Regions from separate parts of the Homo sapiens genome. Here region 2 is linked to region 1. Evidence: chromatin loops called from intact Hi-C (ENCODE). Cell type or tissue: HCT116. All regions are shown on one strand. Each heading gives the region's core, and the rest is flanking DNA. Links, peaks and the distances in the headings are about the cores only. Region 1 has its middle 32 kb from the start of RYR3-DT. Region 2 overlaps FMN1 (formin 1).

Region 1 (4,403 bases), core at 70-4,069:
CTGGCCATCAGAGAAATGCAAATCAAAACCACAATAAGATACCATCTCACACCGGTTAGAATGACGATCATTAAAAAGTCAGGAAACAGGTGCTGGAGAGGATGTGGAGAAATAGAAACACTTTTACACCGTTGGTGGGACTGTAAACTAGTTCAACCATTGTGGAAGACAGTGTGGCAATTCCTCAGGGATCTAGAACTAGAAATACCATTTGACGCAGCCATCCCATTACTGGGTATATACCCAAAGGATTATAAGTCATGCTGCTATAAAGACACGTGAACACGTATGTTTATTGCGGCACTACTCACAATAGCAAAGACTTGGAACCAACCCAAATGTCCATCAATGATAGACTGGATTAAGAAAATGTGGCACATATACACCATGGAATACTATGCAGCCATAAAAAATGATGAGTTCATGTCGTCTGTAGGGACATGGATGAAGCTGGAGACCATCATTCTCAGCAAACTATCACAAGGACAAAAAACCAACCACTGCATGTTCTCACTCATAGGTGGGAATTAAACAATGAGAACACTTGGACACAGGAAGGGGAACATCACAGACCGGGGCCTGTTGTGGGGTGGGGGGAGAGGGGAGGGATAGCATTAGGAGATATACCTAGTGTAAATGACGAGTTAATGAGTGCAGCACACCAACATGGCACATGCATACATATGTAACCAACCTGCATGTTGTGCACATGTACCCTAGAACTTAAAGTATAATTTAAAAAAAATTAAAAAAGAAAGACAGTGTCTGCACGCGACTCTTAGAACCGCTGCAGCCAACTTCCACCAGGCTGAGAGCTGAGACAGCACTAATAATAACAGACTCGAGAGATGGAACAAAATCAGGGCCTTGGTAGCATTGCTGAGCCACTGAATCAATTTAGCCTGAAGCCTCTGGACTTTCAGTTAGGGAAGGTAATACATTTCCTGATTGTTTTAGCCACTGTGAGTTGGGGAAAAGGAAGCGGTCTAGGGGAATGATTCACTGTGGGGTGAGGGGAATATTCACAGGCACAACCTAAAAGGGTGGACAGTGACGGAGGTCATGGACATGGGGTAGGGTAAGTTAGGTAGACTGGGTCCACCCAGCCCTTTGTCTCCCTTACTAAGCAAGCACACTTTGCAATCAAAGCAAAGCTAAGAGAAAGAACTTTCCTTGGGGTTTCATGTGTTTTACTTAGCCAATGTAGCAGGGTTACAAATAACTCAGACTATATACTCACATGTACAAAGAAGTTGTAGTTAATTTCCTGTAAGCCTCCACCCCCTCTAGGTACTTGCTAATTAACTTGCTAATTAGAGTTTCTGTCTCTTAGGGTTTAAACAGTCTCCTTTTGGTTAAGTAATCATATTATTCAAAGTTCAATTTCCTACGGGGCCTGGCATGATTCATACATTTTGGATGACACAGTCTCTGGGTAAATCCTCAGCCTTCAAGAGTGCTGCTTTACTATCTTTCTCCTTCCTAAGAGATGGATCAGACACCTTACAGTGTTCCTGCGGTGGGTATCCTTTGGGGGCTTGCTGCTGTAGGATGGCTCATCTGATCTATACACTTAACTGGTAACCACTGTGTTATGGCCCATCCCCTATAACCTTCTCAGATCTTGCACTGGTACTCATCTCTGGAGTCTGGGTCCCAGCTACCTGCACCTTTATAAAGACCCCTCTCATGGGAGCCTCTTCATCCTGCTGGTGCTCTGGCTCTCCCAGCACTTCCCATCACTTGAACAGGGCACATAGGCATCCTTGCAGGCAGGCTGAGGCTTTGGGGGAGCCAGGAGCACTGCCCCAGCCTCACCTGTCCCGTCAGCTCCCCCTGCTCCATGACTCTGATGCCATGTTGGACATGGAGCCAAGCAGAGTGCCACACTCCCCAGGGGGTTTCTGCCTCCTCCGGCTTCTCTTGGGAAAGCAGCCCTGAGCCTGAGGGTTGTGGATGACTCAGTGGTGACTCACTTTTATGTTCCTATGTTCCCATTAGCTCAAGGCTTGGGCTTCAGAAGGGAAGAAAATGAAGACCTTAGCCTCTAGAACTTACCTTTGGTTCCCTTGTCCTTTTCATAAACTTGAAAGTGTTGAAAATTTTAGGCTTCTCATTTTCCCATCTTTTTTCACAGGCCTCCTCCCACCTAAGACTCTAAGGTCAGTACCATCAAGCATTAATCTGTTAAAGAAAAGAGCTTTAGAATTTAGAAATACCATCTCCATCTCCATAAAGTTTGCCTTTAAAAGCTTTTAAACTTACAAAACTGGTTAAGCAAAAACCCTTAAGAATAGAAATTTAAATGACTTTTTAAGGCAGGACTACCTTTTTCTTGTGTGGTACAATGAACCTCATTTTCAACACTGTCAAGTTTGTGAAAAGGACAAGAGAACCAAAGGTAAGTTCTAGAAGCTAAGATCTTCATTTTCTTCCCTTCTGAAGCCCAAGCCTTGAGCTAATGGGAACATAGGAACATAAAACTGAGTATCAGACTATAGGAAAAAGTGACAACAAATCAACTCCATCTATCTATATCTAATATATATATATAACAATATAATATACAATTTTATGTATATATAAAAATCTATTTAATTAGTCACACTACAGAAAAATGGGGTTAGAGCAGTGGTCATAATTAATGATGGGGAATGAATGGAGACACATGGAGTTATCCCACCACCTACCGAGTTAGACAGGGTACAGTGCCTGTTCTGTCTTCTCCTCTGCAGCCCTATTGCCAGGATAGGAAATACAGGTTACATGAGCTTTTTGATCAGCTATATATCCTTCTTGAATGCTTTGATGAACTGTTATAATTGGTTTTGCAAGTTTCTATTTCTCTCCACTGTTATGCTAAGGAATTAAATTCAAAATGCTACAGATAATCTTTGAATAAATATGATTTCAATGAAAAGGGGTCCATAACCCTGTCTAATTAAACCTTTCTATTCTCTGACATCGTTTCAATAAAATATCTGATCTTCTGCAATGACTCCAATAATTGGTTACAGTTGTTCACTGAAATTCAAATTCCCTTCCCACTATCAGAGGAGAAGCAGAGCCTGCATCTGCCCCAGGACACACCAGGGCAAACACAATAGCTAGACAGAGAGAGGATTGTTGTTCTCAGCTGGGATCTGAAAAAAAAAATCCATCATCTCAAAAACCAAATACAGAAAGTGAATGTATTAATTTTTAATGAAGAAAATGTAACTAACAGGAGGGTGGATGCTTGTGTTCAGTGAGTGCAGCTTCTCCCTGAAGACAATTTTCCTGGGATACTAAATTATTATCAGAATGTTGTTTGGTGAGCATGGCATTACAGCAAGTGGAACTAGTTGGGTAAATTCTGATGCACATTGACGTTGGGGTGGATCCACTGCAGCCCCTCTAGGGCCACAGCTACCCCTGGGGTGGGCTACTTTCTCTCCTGGACATTTTGGAGATACACTGCTGTCATAAGAGTCTCTGAATCTAACTTTTCTTTCCTGTATACATTAAAACAAACATTTCCAACCTTTTCCTCCTATTTGTTTATTTCAGAAAACTTAGACAAGCAAAATACAACAAAATAAATAATACTCTCCCAGAGACAACCACTATTAAGATCCTGGACATTCTTTCAGACTTCTGTTTTCATCAGTTGTCGTTCTGACTTTTTCTGCGCTCAGTCATCCCAATCTCCATCCCCAATCAAGTGTGGGTCCCAGCCCTGGGTGAGGGCCTGGGGAAAGGGTAGAGGAGGCACTCAGAGCACACAGTTCAGCACCTTCTCAGAGGTATAATTCACATGTGCTAAAGACCATGGCAGCAGTTTGAGCAGCCAGCAGAGTGCTCCACCAGAACACGACAAACACCCTGGGAGTTTGCTTTGCCCATGTTCCCTCATAAATGAAATTTCCATCCCATATTCATGGACAGAAGAATCAATATTGTTAAAATGCCCATACTACCCAAAATGATCTACAGATTCAATGCAATTTGTAGTAAAATTTCAACATTTTTCAGAAAATACAAGAAACCCTAAAATTTGTATAGAATCACAAAAGACACCAAAACCAATGCAATTATGAGCAAGAAAAGCAAAGCTAGAAGTGTCACACATCCTAATTTCAAAATATCTTACAAAGCTACGGTAATCAAAACAGTATAGTACTGATGTGAAAGCAGACATATAGACCAATGGAACAGAATAGAAAGCCCAGAAATAAACTCACATATATGTGGTTAGTTAATCTTTGACATGGGTGTTAAGAATACCCAATGAGTAAAGGATAGTCTCTTCAATAAATGGTACTGGAAAACTGGATATCCCAAAGCAAAAGAATAAAATTTGAGAGAGAGGTGGAGCAAGATGGCAGAATAGAAGTTTCCACCGATTATTGCCCCCTCAAGGA
Region 2 (4,403 bases), core at 225-4,224, 410 kb after region 1:
GCATTGCTGTAATACCTCTTCCTCTTACTGATTTCCTTGATTCATAAAGAGGCTCAGGCCTGTGGCCTTCAAGACGTGTATGTGTGAGAGAATCCTCAATTCTAGTAAAAATTGCCACAAAATATGCATTTTGACTTCAGAGGACATATTTAGTATTTAAGCATTCCTATAGGAGTACTATTTTCCTGATTAGAGCAGTGGATAAGATGTGTTGCTATAATTTTGGGAGGAGTGAGGCGTTCTAGCTAACAACTTTGCTCTGCCTTTGCTGACTTTTAACCATTGTCTTGCACTAATGATACCTGTATGCTTCTTGAAGTACTATTCAATGGGAGTGCCCCAAAATATAGGCTCTATATGTTCTTCACAAATGACTTGAATTGCAATCGTATGTCCAAATGATTACTTGATATTGTTGATTGGAAAGTCTGAGCATTTAAAATTTTGTGTGCTCATAATTATATAAATGTATATTACAAAACTCTGAGTGTTTGATGTAAGTTTGCTGTACACTTCCCCCAAGTTCAGACAGCTTTGCTAGTGCTGACAGTAGCATAATTTACATTCCAATTAAACGTGACACATTAGGGCCTTTCAAAAAAAAAAAAAAGAGCTACTTTCATGCACAGGCCTCAAACCTAGTTTTATGCTGTGATTAATCCCCAATTTCTATATCAACTCTCATATATCACCAGTTATGGTCTTGTGTTTGAGTAAATTACTTCAGTGGATGGATGGTCCTCTTACTGTTTTCCATTCCAGAGTTTTGCACTTCCAATGTGATGACCGTAGTCCCTACATGACAGTGACAGGCACCGTTCTAGCTTGCATGGAGCCAGCCACCTCTGCAGAGTGGTACAGAAAATGGTTTTATTTCCAAAATCTCTCCCCTTCATCTCTCCCATTGTGGTACAACCCATTTTGTACCAAAAACAGTTTGACCACTAATATCAAGAATTCTACAAAGGTTTTTCCTTTTTACCTATAATTTCATTTCTTGTATCTTTTATCTTTGTATCTTGTATCTTTAGGTCATTTCCTAAAGAAATGACCCTCAACCTAGAATAAGTTTGTATGGACACAGATGTGGCTCAAGCCTGACTCCCCATGAGAATAAGGTAGAAAGGATTTCACTATCCAACTACAGGAGAATTAAGTGAGCTATGGCATGCCTACCTGATGAAATTTTATATGGCTGTTAAACATGCTTGTGGAGTTTGTGAAATAACAGGAGAATGTGTGCATGATATGTTAATAGAAAGAATCAAAATACAAAAAAATTCTTTATCAAATATAAGTAAGGCAACCCCCATAAAATGATGGAGGGGCAAGGAGCGCGATACCGAGGCCCAGACCCTGAAAGAGAAAGTATGCAAGTCTTAGATGGTGACTGTGTTTTGGTCATGGTGTCATGACCGATTTGTTTTTTCTGCTGTTTTAAAAATGTTTTTCAAATGTCTTTGTGTGTATATGTTACCTTCCTAATACTTTTTAGAAGTTAGTCGCTGCTCTCCTCCCGAAGATGAGTTCCCTTCCCCTTCAGAGGCCCGGTACCTCCATGCCTGGGCTGCCTGCCTAGGACCCCTGCCACACAGTCCACCTCGATGCCAGAGCTTGCAGTATGTGCCTTTTTCTTCCATGTTAACACAACTTTCCTACCTATTGTTTTTGAAATCCCCTACCTCCTAAACCAATCTTAGAAATACATTTCTACTAAAGCATTAAATTATTCTTGACAATGTTTTCTTTTTCAACGAATACATATGCATTTCTAATGAAATTTCTGGAGTTACCATCTTTAATTCAAGGGAAGGCTTCTCATGGTGGCGATTTTTGTGGGGACCAGTGAAAGGGATGTTTTTGAATAAATGTTTGAATCGCTTAACACCCTATAAATCAAATCATGCCCAATCCATCTATATTTAGGCCTCGTCATGGGTAGGTGATTAATGAATATGTTTCATGCTAATGTCTCGCAGACCGAGGCTGCGTCCGTAACCACATAATCATCACAGTGGAAATTCTGACTCAGCTGTGACGTTTGGTAGGCGGGACCTTTGAATGGTGCTTTAGACAATTCCGTGCAAAGGCTGTAGTCAGTGGCCCAGCTTTGCAAGTCTTTCCAAAAGTCCTAAAGCGCACTAGCATGTCCTCACTTGGCCCTGTCACCTCTGCTTAAATTTTTTCATGGAGAATACTCACTCCCAATCATGGTACATTAAGGTGAATTTGATCTTGGGCAGCCTCCCTCAGTGGAGTGAATCAGAATCATGGGATTCCCCTGGACTCCAGCTTCCTGGTGGGTTTATTTTTATGGAACATTCCTCTGGAGAAAGAGGCAGCCGCTCTGTAAAGGGCTAGACCTCTTCTGCACGTGATCAAAGTAGCCCTAGAGAATATCTTCTTGTATGGAATGATTTTTATGACATGATGGCTTTGGGAGTTTTCTTGAAAAATTAAAGGAAGAATCTTTCTAAGGAGTCCTACTACCATGAAAGGAAACTATCAAAAACATCCCAGGCAGATAAGAACTAAATCAGTTTTAAAGTCACCAAGAAAACAACACTTCCATGGCCTCATTTGATCTTTAGCACTTGACCAGGAAAACTAGAGCTATCTTTTAGGCTTAATTCCAACGACTTCCCCATTTTGGCGTTCTTTCTGTAGCTTAACTTCTTAAACAAGTGGCTACAGAATCTTTCTCCATTTACCTCACGCCTCTCCAAGCTGGCTTTTTCCCCGCACCCCCAACTTCCCTGGAACTGCTTTTGAGATTACAAGTGACCTCTGTGTCACTAGAATCAGTGTTATTTCTCTGTCTTCATCTCACTTGATCCTTCTGCACAGAGCTGACTGCTCTTTCTTTCCTGCAATTCTGTTTTCTTCTCAGGTCATGTAACTCCAGACCTTCACTTTCCTACTGACCAGCTCTTCTCTGTTCATTGCTGGCCTCTCCTCCACTGTGCACATGCCCCAGGGTTTGTCCTGCAACACCTTCTCTTCCTTGGCTGTATTCTCCCCATGGCAATTCATATTTTGCTATCACTTTAAATACCAATTTTATACCAATGACTTCCTGGCATGTGTGTCTACTCCAGCCATGAGTCCCAGACTGCAGACTTTTATATATACTTGAGTGTCTAATTCACATTTCAAACTTAATGTGCTCTAAATAACACCTTTGATTTTCCACCTCGAGCTTGCTCATGACTCCCTCCCTTACTCTGATTAAATCTCTAGTCAAATAGCTTCACAGTGAGACTTTTCCTAACTACTTTAAGTAAAATTGCAAGCCCCTTATGTCTGTGACACTTTTCCTAACCAGGCTGGTCACCAGCCTTTTCACCGTTCACCTGAGTGTGTAACCTGGGATACCTTTGGGGCCCAGAAGCTTTTCTCCCCTACGCACACTCTTTCCTTTACACCAAAATCTGAATGCAGAACACCAGTGATCTGAGGAGAGAAGGTCCCACAGCTCCAGACATGCTACACCACTTAACTCATTCAAATGGCCCGTGCGTTCTCATCATGTATTACTTTTATTCATGACATTTCACCTTAATTCTCTTTCCTCACTGTGGTTGAGGGCTAGCTCCTCCTTGACCTTTGCAGTTCAACTCATAAGTTTTCTCTCCTGGAGAGCCTTTCCTGGCTACTAACTCCTGGCCCAGTCTGAAATAGAGGCCTATACCCAGCGTTCCATCACACCACACTATATCACAATTTGTTCATTTCCTTGTTTCTCATTGTTGCTAGACTGTGAATGTTTTTTAGAGGAGAAATGACCAGTAGGTCTCATTAAATATTTGTCCCCAACATTTAGCTCAGTGGCATACAGCAGATACTTGGTAAGTATTTTGAATGTATGAATGTTTATGGAACCCGGACAGGGATTTAAAAAAAAATGTGTATCTCGTATCTGAATGAGTGAATGTGAGTGAAAGTGGGTGAATGAGTGAATGTCAGTGTACTTGTGTCTTCTCCAGCCCCTGCCTCCATCTACATGTATTATACAAATGAAGAGAGATGTTTTTCACGTGTCGGTGTATGTGCATATGTCTGTGTCTACATATACATACATACAGTCATGTGTCACTTAACAACTGGGATATGTTCTGAGAAATGTGTCGTTAGGCAATATCATCATTGTGCAAACATCATAGAGTGTACTTACACAAACATAGATGGTGTAGCCTACTTCACACCTAAGCTAGATGGTATAGCCTATGGCGTCTACGCTACAAATCTGCACAGGTTTCTATACTGTTACAGTCCCCAACATTATTCAGTAGAATACTGAATATAGTTAACAGTATATTACAGTACTACTGGCTGTACTATACTGTAACTGTATTCAGTATTCTGCTGAATACTGTAGGCAATTATAACACAATGGTAAGCAT

What was found. A loop is a pair of places that touch in the nucleus more often than their neighbours do. Peaks named below come from ENCODE experiments on the same cell type or tissue, not always from the same donor. Only the 100,000 strongest peaks of a DNase experiment are listed, where the experiment ranks them.
Region 2: it touches region 1 in a loop (4-fold over the local background); 1 of 110 quality-filtered maps calls a loop at or near these places.

What each region holds. Positions count from the first base shown.
Region 1 is chr15:33,276,542-33,280,944 of GRCh38, reverse strand. No RefSeq gene overlaps it. Among named protein-coding and RNA genes, the nearest start is that of RYR3-DT, 32 kb to the left of the region's middle. In HCT116, for the core only: a CTCF peak has its summit at 1,858; a DNase peak (open chromatin) is centred at 1,944; H3K4me3 peaks cover 787 bases; H3K27ac peaks cover 478 bases.
Region 2 is chr15:32,868,248-32,872,650 of GRCh38, reverse strand. All of the region lies in intron 16 of FMN1 (formin 1), which reads left to right. Among named protein-coding and RNA genes, the nearest start is that of GREM1-AS1, 150 kb to the right of the region's middle. In HCT116, for the core only: no CTCF peak of the experiment used is centred there; a DNase peak (open chromatin) is centred at 2,030; H3K4me3 peaks cover 1,003 bases; H3K27ac peaks cover 733 bases.